Linked DNA regions of Homo sapiens: region 2 is linked to region 1. A link is an interaction called in ENCODE POLR2A ChIA-PET data of the cell type or tissue named here. Cell type or tissue: Caco-2. All regions are shown on one strand. Links, peaks and the distances in the headings refer to the core of each region. The heading gives the core; the rest is flanking DNA.

The links. Peaks named below come from ENCODE experiments on the same cell type or tissue, not always from the same donor. Only the 100,000 strongest peaks of a DNase experiment are listed, where the experiment ranks them.
Region 2: POLR2A ChIA-PET joins it to region 1 with 9 read pairs; 3 of 35 experiments call an interaction of 5 or more read pairs at or near these places.

Annotation. Positions count from the first base shown.
Region 1 is chr10:125,004,981-125,013,308 of GRCh38, reverse strand. The region is part of intron 3 of CTBP2 (C-terminal binding protein 2); the gene reads left to right. Among named protein-coding and RNA genes, the nearest start is that of MIR4296, 24 kb to the left of the region's middle. RefSeq lists an enhancer at 4,952-5,457. In Caco-2, for the core only: no CTCF peak of the experiment used is centred there; no DNase peak of the experiment used is centred there.
Region 2 is chr10:124,844,888-124,853,215 of GRCh38, reverse strand. No RefSeq gene overlaps it. Among named protein-coding and RNA genes, the nearest start is that of ABRAXAS2, 47 kb to the right of the region's middle. In Caco-2, for the core only: no CTCF peak of the experiment used is centred there; a DNase peak (open chromatin) is centred at 3,844.

The DNA of each region.
Region 1 (8,328 bases), core at 254-8,253:
AGAATGCACCCTGCCCACATGGGATATGTAAAGTAGGGGTATCCCAGGCGGCCCCTTGGCTACAGGCAGCTGGTTTTCATTACAGGTGAGGCTGAGCAGATGGTGGGCATTCTTGGTGGTCTTTCCAACAGGCTCCAGACCACCTCACAACTCGGAGCTTGGGCCTTTGAACTGAGAATCTCATAGTTTAGGAGCTGTGGGCTGGAACCACATGCTGGCAGCTGCCACCCTCGAGACAGAAGGCCCATCGCCATAGTCATAGCATTCTTTGCTGCTGGCTGGCAGCTTGGAGAGGCGAGGTGGGCACCTCCCAAGGAGGAATGAGTTAGGTGGACCAGCCAGTCCTGGTTTTGACGACTGAGTTCACCAGGGTGAACAGATAGTCATATGGGAGCCCCTTTTTGTCCTTGGCAGGTTTGTGCTTCTTTTGGCCGGGCGCGGTGGCTCATGCCTGTAATCCCAGCACTTTGGGAGGCCGAGGCGGGCGGATCACCTGAGTTCAGAAGTTTGAGACCTGCTTGGCCAACTTGGTGAAACCCCATCTGGAAGGCTGAGGCAGGAGAATCACGTGAGCCCAGGAGGCGGAGGTTGCAGTGAGCCGAGATCGCGCCACTGCACTCCAGCCTGGACAACAGCGTGAGACTCCATCTCAAAACAACAACAACAACAATTTTTAGTCTTTGGCGATGCCCTGAGGCTCATCTCTTCCACAGAGGCTTGGAGGATCGGCCACACGAGTGGGGTATGCAGAGGCACAGGCAGGTGGGGGAGTGAGAACCCCAGGGCGCATCTGACCTTGGCGTGCCGGCAGGAAGAGAACAAGCAGTCCTCCTGGAAGATTCCACCAGAACTGTTTATTGGACAGGGGACTCAGACGATGTGTGTCCCCAGCCACAGTGGTGGCTGAGAGTGTCCCTATCCTGTGCATGAGATCCTGACCACCCGTCCCTGCAGGGACCGTCCCCGTGTTGGGAAGCAGGAGGGTATGTCGCAGAGCCTCACCCAGTGGGAGCCACAATCCTTATTCCTTGCTCCTCAGGCTTGGATGTTGCTCCGGCTTCTATCCCCCACATCCTGTCCTCCCTCCCGGAGCCCAGGGACCACCCATGTGAGGCTGGGCCACTGGGGAAATCTCGCACACGTAGCGCGTCTCACCAGAAATAGAAGCAGAGCCTCACGTCCTTGGCTGCTTCGCTGTGGGAATGCCTTCTAAGGCGCCGTTTTTGGTGATGTCCCTTCACGGATCTTTCAGGCCCAGTGAGTCAGCAGTGTCTGCATTCACACAGGCTGGGTGGGGTTGTTGGATCTGCCCCGGGTGGATGGCACCTGCTCCCTCAGGGCAAAAATTCACCCCAGAACATGAGCTGCACCCGGGGTTAGGTGAAGGTGACGGAGCCTGAACACTCAACACCAGAGGCAGCCAACAGGACGGTGTCTGGGCTTCCAAAAAGCCACCAGTGCCTAAAAACACTTTCAAGCACCTAACATCACTCTTGGTTTTGTTTTTATTTTAAACTCCATTACAAACCGGGAAATAGCTGTCACTTTCCTGTGTTCTGGGCCCGCTGTGCTCCTCCGTTCCGCATAGCGCGGACACTGCAGGGTGCGGGCTGCAGCTTCCCCAGGGGCTCTGAGGAACCCGTTGAAGTGACTGCACGTGCTTGTCTTTCTAGGGTTGCAGATGAGCTTCGTTTTCAGGGGGGTTTGTATTTTGTGTTTTTTCTGAACTTGATGGTGTGGGTCTGGACATCTCTTTCCAACCCTGGAAGATACCACACATGCTCTTCGTTATTAACATGATCACCCAGAAAGCTTTTGGGGGCCTGAGAACATGGCCCAGGCTCTGGGGAGCATCAGACTGCACCTGACTGGCTGGATAAAGACAGGGGTACCTGGAGCCTCCTGCCTCGCCAGCTCTGTGTCCAGCTGTCACCTGAGCTACAAGGGAGATTACCTGGGAGCCTCTCATGTGTCACATCGTGACTCATTCAGATACATGTTTTATTTAAGAAGCAAATCTATTTATCAGGGTGTTCCTGTGGCCATTTCTTCACCAAACCTCCAGCTGACTTTGCAGAGAATGCCAAACTCAGAAGCCGAGGAGTAGCTTAAAACTAGGTTCCCCATGGGGCACATCCAGCCTTCTGGGGAGCCCACTTGGTGTGGGGCACCCCAAACAGCACAGCCCCTGGGTGCTCAGAGGCCTTGGTGAAGCTAGATTTCCCAACACTCGATTTTTTCCCTCCTTACAGAAAAGCAGGGGGAACTTGAGGGATAATTCACATGAAACCTTTGCCATAAACCCTTTTAAATTGTTCACAAGTAAGAGCCCAACTTTGGAAGATTAAGATCCTGGCGTTTTTAGTGTGAGGAGTGGGCTGGCTGAATATGCTGCAGATTGTGAGCTTTTTCCTACCTGGTTGTACCTCACTGGAGGAAAAATAAGGATAATCCCTATAGCTGCTAAGGATGTACACGGTGATGGCACAGCCATCACCGCTTTCTAAGTTTAGAAGGTGTGCTTCATGCTTTAAATTCCCCGGCACTCATTTTGTACCACGCTGCTCTCTCATTCTCTCCTCATGCTGTCTTCCAGTGCCTGGTTCAGGCCAGTCCTTGTCCAAGGTTGAGTTAAATCATTTTCAGCTGGGCCAGGTCTTCAACAGCTTGGTGTGTGTGATGCCACTCCAGGGCTGAGGTCCTGGCTTCAGGAAGAATGTGGGGATCGATTAGTGATGTCTGCCATGAATGCAGAAAGAGAGATAAGGGTTGCGCATTTGCATTGCATGGTGGGAGGAGGAGTGTGCACATGAGCCAGGGAATCTGTTGGGCGTGTCAGGTGATACTTAAAACTCAAGGATTGGGTTCTCCATTCTGGGGGAGCACATACTACCTATACATTACTGAGACTGTAAAATGAAATCGCAGCCTCTGGGAAGCTGGGCAAAGAAGTGGACGCAGCATTGGGAGAGCTTCCCAGAAGCAACACAGAGAGAAAGCCCATTTGCCAAATGAAAAAGCAGATAACAACGTAGAAACAAAGCTGAGATTTCCAATAGCAGTTGCTTTTTTTTTTTTTTTTTTTTTTTAACCTTAAAATAGTGCCACTCTTAGCAACACAGATTTTCTTCCAAATTATGCCTTGAAGCTGCTCCCGGAGCCACCCGCTCATCAGCACCCTGCTCCTGTGGTCCTTCTCGTGAAAGGCAGAGGGGAGATGCCTGTTGCCCGCAGTCTTCTCTGCAGCTGCCGTGGGAACAGGCACCTTCCCGGCTGCTGGGGACACAAGGAGGGGGAGTCACCGTGGCTTGCTCACTTTCCAGATCAGCCAACTGCAGAACATTTGTTGTTGTTTAGATCCCACGTCTGACGGTTTAGAACAGCTTTTATAACATGGTTAAACATGTTTACAAAGCAAGGGAGACATCTCTTACCTTGACAACACGAGGCTCCCACAGACCGCCTTCCCCCACTCAGAGCTCCACAGCCCTGTGTGCTGGGCTGGCCTGTAGACCCACTGAGGCAGCTGTGTTTACAAGTCTAACGCCAAGTGTCTGAGAGGCACTTGCGTACGTCCCAGCATCAGAATCTGGCCCCCAGCTTGGCCCTGTCACGATTTTCAGTTTTATGTTGTAGAAACCCAAGCCTCTGAAATAACACTGTTAGCAGGCCTTAGTTCTGATTCTGTGTCTGGCTTTCTAGAAATCAGGTCTGCTGAGCTCAGCCAGTGGGGATCGGGTCATGCTGGATTGCAGAAAGCGGCCACTTAATTGGGGAGCAGGCCGCATTTAAGAGGAAGCTTTTCTGAGGGTGGTGGGATCGGTGGGATATTAAGTGGGGCTTCCTTGGAGGCAGGCGGGGCCTCAGGTTCGGCTGTGTTGGGTCACTCCCTGTCCCGCCCCGGCCTCTGGAGTTTGTGTGGTTTTGTCTCCTCTTTCTTCCTGGATCATTGTGCATGAGGCTGGGAGCCACACCGGCTGCTTAGGCTCCTCCTGCCTCCCAGGCCACCTGCAGGTCACAGGGGCTGATGAAGCCGTGAATCGCTTGGCTCTGTTTGGAATGCTCGTTCCCCGGTGCCATAAAGAAATAGCACTTGAACATAAATTTAATTTACTTAGTAAGGCCATTTTTACTTTCTGCAGAAAGGGTACACTCTCCAGCAGTTTTCCCACGAGAGTTCACCCAACAAAGGACACAGGGTCATTTATAACCTGACACGTCCACCCTACCGCTGTGTCCAGTTTCCGTTGGCTGGAAAGGGACCTCACATTCTCTATTTGTCCCGATTGGCTAGCAACTTAGAACTTTTTTAAAGAGGCAAAGGTAGAGGGGAACAAAGGAAGGAGGAAGTAACTTGTGGAATGTTGAGAAAGGTAAAAACACCTTCAAATAAGGAAGAGGAACAGGCTATGACCTAATGCTTGCTTGGACCAGTATAAGCATGCTAAGGCAAATATTTAGGCTAAATTGCGGGAGCTAAGAACATAACGTACATTGATTTCCTTATTACGGCTAGCAAATATTTAAGAATGTTAGCACAGATCTTTGAATAAATTTTGCCTCTAAGAGAAGTTAGTATTTATTCCTAATTAGACGGGGAGGAAAGTCTTTGAAGAGGAACCTCTGCTTTACTCTGTACAGCTCGGAGCTGCTTGCAGCACTCTGACACCTTCTGTCGGGATCTTTGGAAGACCTGCCTGGATCTCCCGTCTGTGGAAGGATCCAGGTACTTCTTACAACATCTGTGTTAGGGCAGCTGGTGACGGCACCCGGCAAATTCCAGCAACTGCCCTCATTCCACAGAGGCTCCCTCCTGCAAGGCCACTACTGTGACTCTGAGCAGCGGTTCTTCTCATGAATGTGATAGCTCGGTCAGCTCTAAGACTGCAACCTGCAGGGACTTCATGGGGCAACCCTGGGGTATGTGGCCAGTGTCTGTCCTTGGGCAGCCGTAGCCCCTGTCAGGAACAGGGAGTGACTCAGGCACTGGTGTCTTGAGACTGCTACGGTGTCAGGAAACTTCCATAAAATCTAGTGCGTTTTAAAAAAAGAGGCCAGAGCCGGCCAGGCACGGTGGCTTATTGCCTGTAATCCCAGCATTTTGGGAGACCGAGGCAGGTGGATCACCTGAGGTCAGGGGTTCGAAGCCAGCCTGGCCAACATCGCGAAACCCTGTCTCTGCTAAAAATACAAAATTAGCCAGGCATGGTGGCACATGCCTGTAGTCTCAGCTATTTGGGAGGCTAAGGCAGGAGAATCACTTGAACCTGGGAGGTGGAGGTTGCAGTGAGCGGAGATCGTGCCACTGCATTCCAGCCTGGGCAACAAAAGTGAAACTCTGTCTCCAAAAAAAAAAAAGCCAGAGCCAGCCTTTGCCTCCTATGTCAGAAATGATCATTTGCAGCTGCTTTGCTTTGGGGTAGAAGCCTCAAATCCTGAAACCCTTTACCCTGGGGCAGGTTGTCTTGTGCTGTAAGCAACAGAAACCCATTTAGATCATTTTTAAATAATGAGAATTTCTGTTGGAAGGATGTCGGCTTAGCTCACACAGTGTCTAGGAAGACTGGAAAATGGGTCTCAGAAACACTGCAGGCAGCTTTGTGTGGCAGGATCAATCCAGTTCCTTCTTGGTGACTGCTCAGGGGAACATCCCATTTGCCTTGCATGGTACTGAGCCAGAAGGTCAACTCCAGGCCTGTCTGCCTGTATCCGAGAAAGCAGCAGCTCCCCACAATGAAATGTAGCGTTTTCCAGCTCCGGATCCTTCCGCCATCCTCCCTGAGATCTACCTGCCTTAGGATCTGTGAGATCCACGCACTTTGCTTTTCCTGGGTGTCTGGTTACTGTTCACAAAAGTCCAGCAGTTTGGCCTGGTGTTGTCTTTGTTTTTGACTGAGCATCTCTCATTTCACAAGTATTTATTGCAGCTGCAGCTCTAAGCAATACCAGGCCCAGGGATGGGCGTCAGCACTGCCTTGAGCTGGTGCACAGCACATCCCGGACGGAGGGGCAGGGCCGTCCTGGTGCACACGCAAGCCTGAAACCAGATAGTAATTGATACCAGGGGAGCCGGCAGGGCTTTCTGCTCTACACAGTTAATGTGGGCAAGCTGTCAACAGTAAGGCACTGATGTCATTTCCGTGATGTGTCCAGTTGCAGCTGGAATTGTCCTGAAATGGACAAGGCAGGTTTACTGGCGGGAGACGGTAGAAAGGAAAAATAGCGCATAGAGGGCACCAGGGCCCTGTGACCCTCGTCCGCAAGTGTCTCCTCATACCTCGTGGTTGCGCACCGTGGTACGGGGCCACCCTGAGCGCTGACTCCCGGGCTGTGAAGTGGGAAGAACAGCAGCACTGCAGGACTCTTGTCAGCCTTGTGGTCTGTACGCATGGAAAAGGCCGTCAGCTGTGCATAGCAACTGGAAGCCATGGCTTTTTAGCATAAAGCCCAGTTCTTCGGAAGCCCTCATTACGTACTGCGCCTTGGGCTTTCTCCTCGCAAATTCCCAATCCTGCCCCACTGGGCCTGGGGACCCCACGTCCCTGAAAGGGTCGTGTTCCATCTTAATGTATATGAATCTTACTCTGTGTGTCAGTTACATCCTAATAGGTTAAAAACTTGCTCAAATGGTCAGAAGCCTGAAAGAGGCGTCAGGAATCCTGTGTGAGGTAAGATGGGGGATCTGTTTGCACCTTCATCTCTCCATATGAGATCTTCCATATGAGCTCTTCCAGAAACCTCTGCCCCAGGCTCCAGCAAGCCTGTAGGGCAGCGGCTGCTAGGCAAGGGCTTGAATTTCAGTCCAGATTCTCTGGTGTGTGGGTGGACAGTTTCCTTCTGGGACTGAAGGAGCACTTGGAAGATGGTGCTTTCCCTTCTAGAGCAAACCTTGGCATTGTCCCAGCTAAGCTCTCATGCCCAGGGCTTGGGGGTCTCCTGTGGCCTCCATATCCCTGCACCTCATGCAGGGCACGCAAGCATCCCACCCACTCCCAACCCCCCACCTCCAGCCGTCGTGCCCGGCATCTTTTCCCAGCATGAGAACCCGTTGGCTTTTCTCTTTTCCCGCCTTGCCATGAAGGACCTGCTGCCAGGATTCGAGCCTCAGACCTTGGACAGGTCTCGGGCCAGCCTCAGCCACGTTCTGCGTGCCCGGCCATCAGGGAGGGTAGAGGGTGGGTTTCACCAAGGAGAAAGGCAACCCGTGTCGGGGAGGGAGCCGATCGCTAGGCAACCTGGAGTTTGTTACCCTGGTAACGGATCCATGCACTGATGATGCTGCGGATGGACATCTTGTGACAATGGCCTCTCAGGCTCCCCAGACGCATCAGCGGCTCTGGATTCCCACCTTGCGCCCAGCGTGGTTTTCCTGTGTGGCTACCATTTAACGAACAGCTTGGATTTCTTATAATCAGGCACTCTCTCCGATAACCATCCTGCCAGCACCCCTGAAAGTGAAGTTGGGGTGTTCCTCACTGTGTGTGGGCGACCGCCTGGGGCATGAGACCAGGACTTCCAGGCCCCACAGGGTTGTGCGCTCAGACCTCAAGTAGGGGCCAGAAGAGTGTACTGAAACAGAAGGAATCTTGTGGAATTTGGCAGTTGTACCATTTTCTTAGCAGAAAACAGGAGCCCAGGTGGGAGCCATGTGTGTCGGGTTCCTCGTCAGGTGACGGTGCTGTTGCGGATCTCGCGGATGAGCTGAGGGGGTATCCAGCTTTGTGCTGCACGCTTCCTGTCCACTCATACAGGTCGTGGGCTGGTGAGGACACGGGGGTGTTGGCCCTCGTCCCTGCCTTATTTTCCCCCTCCCCTGCCCTGTTTTCCTGGTGCAGAAGGATGTTGGAGTGCGGATCCATGCGGACACCCTGTTTGGGGACCTGGGTGTCGGGGCAGCAGCAGGAGTGACTGGGTGCACGTGTGCCTTTGGTGTCTGAGCGTCAGGTGCAGCTGCCGCTCAGGGCTGAGAGGGGCCATGATTTCTCCCAGCCGGGGGTGGCAGGAGAACTGCACTTAGCTTGGGGGCCATGCGGGGCTGGCTGTGGACCTGGCTACCCCAGCCCATTCTTCTGAGGCTGGGACAAAAGCCTTTTTTGTACTTTGTGCTCAAAGAGACAATTATCCCAAGTCCCACTGGCCGAGCACGGCCTTCCATGCAGGGCTGGTGCAGGTGCTCTGGGCCGTCCCTCCCCAGCACCGTGTATAGTCTTAACAGGATGCAGTCACGGCCCCAGTGGAGGGGGATTTCCTTCCTCGTCTCCGAGCGTGTGGCTAACGGAATATGAGCCTTGGTGGTCCAGCAGGAGCCCCCCCGTGGCTGGGGTCCCA
Region 2 (8,328 bases), core at 55-8,054, 160 kb after region 1:
GGAGGTTGCAGTGAGCCGAGATCGCACCACTGCACTCCAGCCTGGGGAACAAGAGCGAGACTTCATCTCAAAACACACACAGGCACACACACACATGGACAGCTAGTTCATGGATTAGAAGACTCAATATCGTAAAGATGTCAATTCTTCCCAACTAGTCTATAGATCCAATGCAATATTTTAAAAATCTCAGCAAGATTATTTGGGGGCATGCAGAAGTTGACAAGCTAATTCTGACACATATATAGAAATGCAAACAGCCAAGAGTGACCAAGAGCAAAGCTCCAGGATTCATACTACCAGACATTAACAGTTATTGCTAGCCTACATTAAGATAAATAGGCCTCGGCTAGGTGCAGTGGCTCACACCTGTAATCCCAGCACTTTGGGAGGCTGAGGCAGGCAGATCACCTGAGGTCAGCAGTTTGAGACCAGCCTGCCAACATGGTGAAACCCCGTCTCTACTAAAATACAAACATTAGCTGGGCGTGGTGGCAGGCGCCTGTAATCCCAGCTACTCAAGAGGCTGAGGCATGAGAATAGCTTGAACCCAGGAGGTGGGGGTTGCAGTGAACCGAGATTGGGCCACTGCACTCCAGCCTGGGGGACAGAGGAAGACTCTGTCTCAAAAAAAAAAAAAAAAAAAAAAACAAAGCTCAGAAACAGATCTGTGTTTGATTTGATTTATGACAAATGTAATAATTCAGGGCAGTGGGAAGCGGTAATTTTTAGCAACTGGTGCTGAATCATCCAGACATTCTTTTGTTTTGAGAGAGGGTCTCACTCTGTCACCTAGGCTGGAGTGCAGTGGCTATTCATAGGCACAATCAGAGCACACTGCAGCCTCGTCCTCCTGGGCTCAAGCATTCCTCCCACCTCCACCTCCCAAGTAGCTGGGACTACAGGTGCATGCCACCGTGCCTGCCTAATTTTTTTTGTATTTGTAGGGATGGGGTTTCCCCATGTTGCCCAGACTGTCTGAATATTCATAGGGAAAAAGTAAACGTTGGCCTTTAGATTACAAAACATAAAAAAAATTTGACCATTCCTTCATACCATATACAAAAATAAAAATGTGAAAAGTTAAAACAATAAATCTTCTTGAAAAAAACAAACAAAACAAACTCAAAGTTTCATGGCCTTGGATAGGTAAAGATTTATTAAACAAGATACAAAAACAGCCATAAAGGAAAACAATTGGTAAATTATATTAGATTGTAATGGTGAATTTCTGTTAAGCAAAAATCATCTTTAAGAGAGTAAAATGGCCTGGAGAGGTGGCTCACACATGTAATTTCAACCTTCAGGAGGCTGAGGTAGAAAGATTGCTTGAGTCCAGGAATTCGAGAACAGCCTGGGCAACATAGCACAACCTTGCCTCTACTGAAAATTTAAAAAAATTAGCCGGGAGTGGTGGTGTGAGCCTGCAGTCCCAGCTGCACGAGAGAATCACTTGAGCCTGGGAGGTGGAGGCTGCAGTAAGCTATGATTGCACCACTGCACTCCAGCCTGGGTGACAGAGCAAGACCCTCTGTTTCAAAAAAAAAAGAGTAAAAAGACAAGCTACTAAATGGGAGAAAGAAGATAGTTGGTATGTATACATATGTATGTATACCAACACACACATATATATATACACATTCACATGCATATATATCTTAAACCTCGTATCTGGAATATATATGAAGTCTGCAAATCAATAAGAAAAAGGCAGACAACATGACAAAAAAACAGGTGCAGGACCAAATAAGCTCATCAGTCTCTGGGGCAATGCAACTGCAAATCACAGTGATCTGCAGGCTAAGCAGAATGGCTAAAATGTTTTAAACTGGCAATACCAAATGTGGTTGAAGATGGGGTTGCTGGAATGCCCATACTTTGCTGTGGGAGTGTGACTTGGTGGGACAACTTTGGGAAACTGTTGGCTTCTACTAAAGCTGAACATTTGCAGCCTTTCTGACCAGCAATTCACTCTTAGCTATCTATATACCCCAAATATATGCAGACATCTGACATACATTTACCAAAACACATGATGAGAATGTTCACACCTGCATTATTTGCACCCACCTTTCAAAAGTCTCAAATGTCCATCAACAGTTGACCATTGGGTACTCAACAACCTGAATGAATCATACAAGCATCATGTTGGGTGAAAGAAGTAGGAAAGTCTATAACCAAACAAAATCATTTTTTTTTTTTTTTGAGATAGAGTTTCGCTCTTGTTGCCCAGGCTGGAGTGCAATGGCACAATCTCAGCTAACCACAACCTCCGCCTCCTGGGTTCAAGCGATTCTTCTGCCTCAGCCTCATGAGTAGCTGGGATTACAGGCATGTGCCACAACGCCCAGCTAATTTTGCATTTTTAGTAGAGACATGGTTTCTCCATGTTGGTCAAGCTGGTCTCCAACTCCCGACCTCAGGTGATCTGCCTACCTTGGCCTCCCAAAGTGCTGGGATTACAGGCATGAGCCACCGTGCCCGGCCCAGACAAAATCAATTTATGTTGATAGAGGTTAACAGAGTGAGGGTAACAACCAAGAGGGGACATGAAGGGAAATTGTGAGGCACAGGCATGTTGTTTTATTTTGTTTTGGTTTGAGACAGAGCCTCATTCTGTTGCCCAGGCTGGAGTGCAGTGGTGCCATCTCGGCTCACTGCAACCTCTGCACCCCGGGTTCAAGCAATTCTCCTACCTCAACCTCCAGAGTAGCTAGGATTACAGGCGCTTTCCACCCCGCCCGGCTGCTCTGTCGCCAGGCTGGAGTGCAGTGGTGTGATCTGGCCTCACTCCAACCTCCGCCTCCCAGGTTCAAGCAATTCCCCTGCCTCAGCCTCCCAAGTAGCTGGGACTACAGGCATGCACCACCACGCCCGGCTAATATTTTTTTTTTTTTTGTATTTTAGTAGAGATGGGGTTTCACCATGTTGGTCAGGATGGTCTTGATCTCCTGACCTCAGGTGATCTGCCTGCCTCAGCCTCCCAAAGTGCTGTGATCTCGACTCACTGCAACCTCCATCTCCGGGTTCCAGCAATTCTCATGCCTCAGCCTCCCAAGCAGCTGGGATTACAGGCACGCACCACCACACCCAAATACAAAAATACTAATTTTTGTATTTTTAGTAGAGACGGGGTTTCGCCATGTTGGTCAGGCTGGTCTCCAACTCCTGACCTCAGGTGATCCACCTGCCTCAGCCTCCCAAAGTGTTGGGCCTACAGGAATGAGCCACCAAGCCCGGCCAATGTTTTGTTTCTTAATGTTCGTGCCAGTCACATAGGTATGTTCACTTTGTGAAAATCTGACAAGCTATACATTTATGATTTGTGTCCTTTTTTGTATATATGTTACACCTTGATAAAAATTTACTCGAACAAAAGAGAAGGGGAGTGAAGGGGTGGGGAGAGAGGGAGGGTTGGAGAACAGAGAGAAAGAGTGAAGGAGGGAGAGAAGATGCTAACAAAACGGGGCTGCACATGAGTCCCACCTGCTCTCCAGGTGCCTGGAGCACCCTCTCCCAGCGTCTGCTCAGGCACAGTGCACTCAGGCCGGGTCGGCAGCAGATGGCTAGAGCAAGGTGCCAGGGCTCTCTCTCGCCATCCTCTTTCTCCTGAGGGCTTGGATGTCACTCAGCCTCGCCCATAACTCTGTGCCCACTCTCCCTGGGTGGGTGGAGATTTGAATGCCAGCCTCCGGATGAAGAAGGGGATTAATTTGATCCTCCACCTGGGTACCTCTGAGCAGGCAGGCCGAGGACTGAGCAAGTGGAAGGTGTGGATGAGCTGCAGAAATGAGGTTGGCTTCTGCTTGATGCAGCCTTCCCTGTCACGTCCTGAGCAGGGGGAGGAGTGTGCTTGTCAGGACAAGGGTCACCGAGATTGCAGCTGCCCCAGGCGAGCTCCCCTTATGCTTCCCGCTCTGGCCTGTCTGCATCCAAGGTGCCAGGACACTGTGAAGAGCGTCCCAGGCTGGGCTGAGGACAGCCACGCTTCCTGAGCAGGATGCCAAGCCCCGTGGGGCCCAGAGCAAATGCTCCAGCCTGTCCTTTGTTTATTTCAATCTGGGACAAATGTTGCCGGAGAGGATCTCTACTATCCTTTCCTGTGCTGACATTCTCCAAGCCCGTCATGGTCTGGAGCAGACACAGCTGTAAGAGGAGGCAGGAGGCCTGGGCTCTGGGTCTTTCAGTGGCTTTGTGACCTTGGGCCCATCATCATGCTACTCTTGCCTCGGTTGTTCCCTCTTTGTGAAATGAGGGGTCAGCATCCTATGTCATCCAATTTGGTAACCATTAGCCATATGGCATGCAGCTTCTTAAATCTAGATTTAAATGAATTAAAATTGAATGAAATTTAAAACTTGGGCCAGGTGCAGTGACTCACACCTGTAATGCCAGAACTTTGAGAGGTGGCGGTGGATCGGAAGGGGGGGTGGATCGCTTGAGGCCAGGAGTTCAAGGGCAACCTGGGCAACAAATTGAGACCTCGTTTTTTTCTTTGTTTGTTTGTTTGTTTTCGAGACGGAGTCTTGCTCTGTCACCCAGGTTGGAGTGCAATGGCTCGATCTCGGCTCACCACAACCTCTGCCTCCCAGGTTCAAGCCATCCTCCTCCCGAGTAGTTGGGATTGCAGGCGCACGCCACCACACCCTGCTAATTTTTCTATTTTTAGTAGAGACGGGGTTTCACCATGTTGGTCAGGCTGGTCTCGAACTCCTGATCTCGTGATCCGCCCGCCTCGGCCTCCCAAAGTGCTGGGATAACAGGCGTGAGCCACTGCGCCTGGCCCCAAGACCCCCGTTTTTACAAAACAGGGTCTCTCCCCCAGGCTGAAGTGCAGTGGCACCATCTCAGCTCACTGCAACCTCCACCTCCTGGGTTCAAGCAACTCTCCCTGACTCAGCCTCCCGAGTAGCTGGGATTACAGGTGCCCACCAGCATGCCCGGCTAACTTTTGTAGTTTTAGTAGAGACAAGGTTTCACCATGTTGGCCAGGCTGGTCTCGAACTCCTGACTTCAGGTGATCCACCCACCTCGGCCTCCCAAAGTGCTGGGATTACAGGCGTGAGCCACCACACCCGGCCAAAATTTTTCTTTTTTAAATTAGCCAGTCATGGTGGCACATGTCTGTAGTTCCAGCTGCATAGGAGGCTAAGGTAGGAGGATCATTTGAACCCACGAGGTCGAGGCTGCAGGGAGCCATGATTGCACTACTATACTCCAACCTGAGTGACAGCAAGATGCTGCCTCAAAAAAACCTCAATTCTTTCGCCTTGCTAGCTGCGTTTCAAGTGCTCAGTAGCAACGTGTGACTGACTGCTGGCTCCTGTACTAAATAGTGCAGTTCCTTTTTTTTTTTTTTTTTTTTGAGACAGAATCTCCCTTTGTCACCCAGGCTGGAGTGCTGTGGTGTGATCTCTGCTTACTGCAACCTCCGCCTCCCAGATTCAAGTGATTCTCCTGCCTCAGCCTCCTGAGTAGGTGGGATTACAGGCACTTGCCACCACGCCCAGCTAATTTTTTATATTTTTGGTAGAGATGGGGTTTCACCATGTTGGCCAGGTTAGTCTCAAACTCCTGACCACAAGTGTTCTGCCCGCCTCGGCCTCCCAAAGTGCTGGGATTACAGGCATGAGCCACCACACCCGGCCATGTGGTTATATGACCTTTTAAAATTTTTCTGGGCTGGGCGTGGTGGCTCACGCCTGTAATCCTAGCACTTTGGGAGGCCGAGGCGGGTGGTTCACGAGGTCAGGTGTTCAAGACCATCCTGACCAACATGGTGAAACCCCGTCTCTACTAAAAACACAAAAATTAGCTGGGTGTGGTGGCAGGTGCCTGTAGTCCCAGCTACTTGGGAGGCTGAGGCAGGAGAATCACTTGAACCCGGGAGTCAGAGGTTGCAGTGAGCCGAGATCACGCCACTGCACTCCAGCCTGGGTGAAAGAGCGAAACTCCGTCGCAAAAAAATAAAATAAAATTTTTCTGAGCAAAGTTTGCCCAAAGCCCAATCTAATCAACAGATAAAATGAGGAAGAGGTGGCCTGATCCCCCCGTGTTTCCCACAATGATCCCCAGCCTCCTTCGTGGGGCCCCACCTGAAAAGAAGGTCTGAGCACAGCAGTCCTAAGCTTACAACACCAGTTGACCTCTGGTCTATAAAACAATGCCTCTTGGAAGAAGACTTAGTTCAAGACAACAGTAGCCACAACTTATCAGAGTTTATTGTCTTCCAGGCTTGTTTTAAGGCTTCTACACTCTAACTCACATAATCCTTCAATATCCTACGAAAAAAGTATTACCATCCATCCATATTTACTGTACCTATAGATGAGGCTCAGAAAGGTTGAGTAACTTGCCCAGGGCACACAGTTATGGAAATGGCAGGGCTGAAATTCAAGCCCCAGGTGAGTCTGACTCCAAAGCCCACTGTTGTAAGCTACTTCCCAGACCTGGGATGGAGGGCCAGGAATCTCCTGAGGTCACCACACCAGAATGCGGGTCTCCATCACCACTGGACAGCGAGTGAGTGTGTACAGAGAATCTTGGTGTTTCCCCGGGACAGAGGTGTGCTTGGGGAAAAGGGGCTCAGGAGAGAAGCCAGGGCTGAATGGACAGGGAATCAATCCTTCCAGCTGGACCAAAGCTGATGGCCTGGGGAAGTGGTGGGGAGCAGAGATAGTCCCTCCGCTCTGAAAGGAAAGAGGATGGGAAGTCTGCTCTTACAGAACACCCCGTGGCAGGAGGGATGGCCCCCATTACTTGGAGGACACACTGGCTTAAGGCATTTTGAGGAGGCCAGCTCTGGTTTCCTCGCCTCCTGCCACACCCTCCCAGTGGATTTCTCCCCTGTGGTTCTTCTTTAAGCCACAGTCGCTGTTCATCCAGGAGTGTTCAGTTCTTCTCGTCTGTAAAGCCTGTAAGTGATTACACTGAACATAGAGTTGTACTGGCCTGGATGGCCCAGGATGCTACAAGGCTTTGCCAATGTCTCCCGGGGGAAAAACAAGCTACTATAGCAGGGTGGACGGCGTCCTACAAAACCACCATTCCCTTAATACCATTTGATTTGGATCCTTGGATTCAGTTTACACAGAGGTCAGGTGACCAACCATCTAGAGGAGTTTCCAGGACCTGGAGATGTCAATGCTAAAACCAGGAGGATCCTGGCAAACCAAGACAGTTGGTCACCCTCACGAGTGGCTACTGTCCAAGAAACTCATCCTTACTTTCAAAATGCTGCTGGTCCCATGGACTTCATCACCGGAGGTCATTTTTAGAAATGTCAACTGGAGAATGAGGATGAGGATGGCGGCCATGCGTCCATGCTGCTGACGGCCAGGCAGGACCACAGAGTCGCCCAGGTCATCGATGCACACGAACATGTCCATGCACCCAGGAGCTTGGAACCCCTCAGTCAATACCATGCAGTTGTGAAACCGGAGGAAAACTGTGGCATGGGCTGAATGCGGTGGCTCACACCCGTAATCCCAGCACTTTGGGAGGCTGAGGTGGGCAGATCGCTTGAGCCCAGGAGCTAGAGACCAGCCTGGGCAACATAGTGAGACCTCATTTCTACAAAAAATTTAAAAAATTTTTTCTTTTGAGATGGAGTCTCGCTCTGTCACCCAGGCTGGAGTGCAGTGGTGAGATTTCGGCTCACAGCAAGCTCCGCCTCCCAGCTTCACTGCATTCTCCTGCCTCAGCCTCCCAAGTAGCTGGGACTACAGGCGCCCGCCACCATGCCTGGCTAAATTTTTGTATTTTTAGTAGAGATGGGGTTTCACCGTGTTAGCCAGGATGGTCTCGATCTCCTGACCTTGTGATCCACCTGCCTCAGCCTCCCAAAGTGCTGGGATTACAGGCGTGAGCCACCGCGCCCAGCCTAAATTTTTTTTTTTTTAATTAGCCAGGCTGGCCTGGGATAACAGGCATTAACCAACATACCTAGCCAAAATTTAAGATTTTTTTTTTTTGAGACAGAGTCTCGCTCTGTCACCCAGGCTGGAGTGCAGTGGCACGATCTCGGTTCACTGCAAGCTCTGCCTCCGGGTTCACGCCATTCTCCTACCTCAGCCTCCGGAGTAGCTGGTACTACAGGCGCCCGCCACCACGCTTGGCTAATTTACAGGCATGAACCACAAAATTTAAGATTTTAAAGATATATAATGCTTTCTGTTGTCCTATGAATAATACTTGAAATAACATACTGAGGCCGGGCACAGTGGCTCACGCCTGTAATCCCAGCACTTTGGGATGCTGAGGTGGGCGGATCACGAGGTCAGGAGCTCGAGACCATCCTGGCTAAAACGGTGAAACCCCATCTCTACA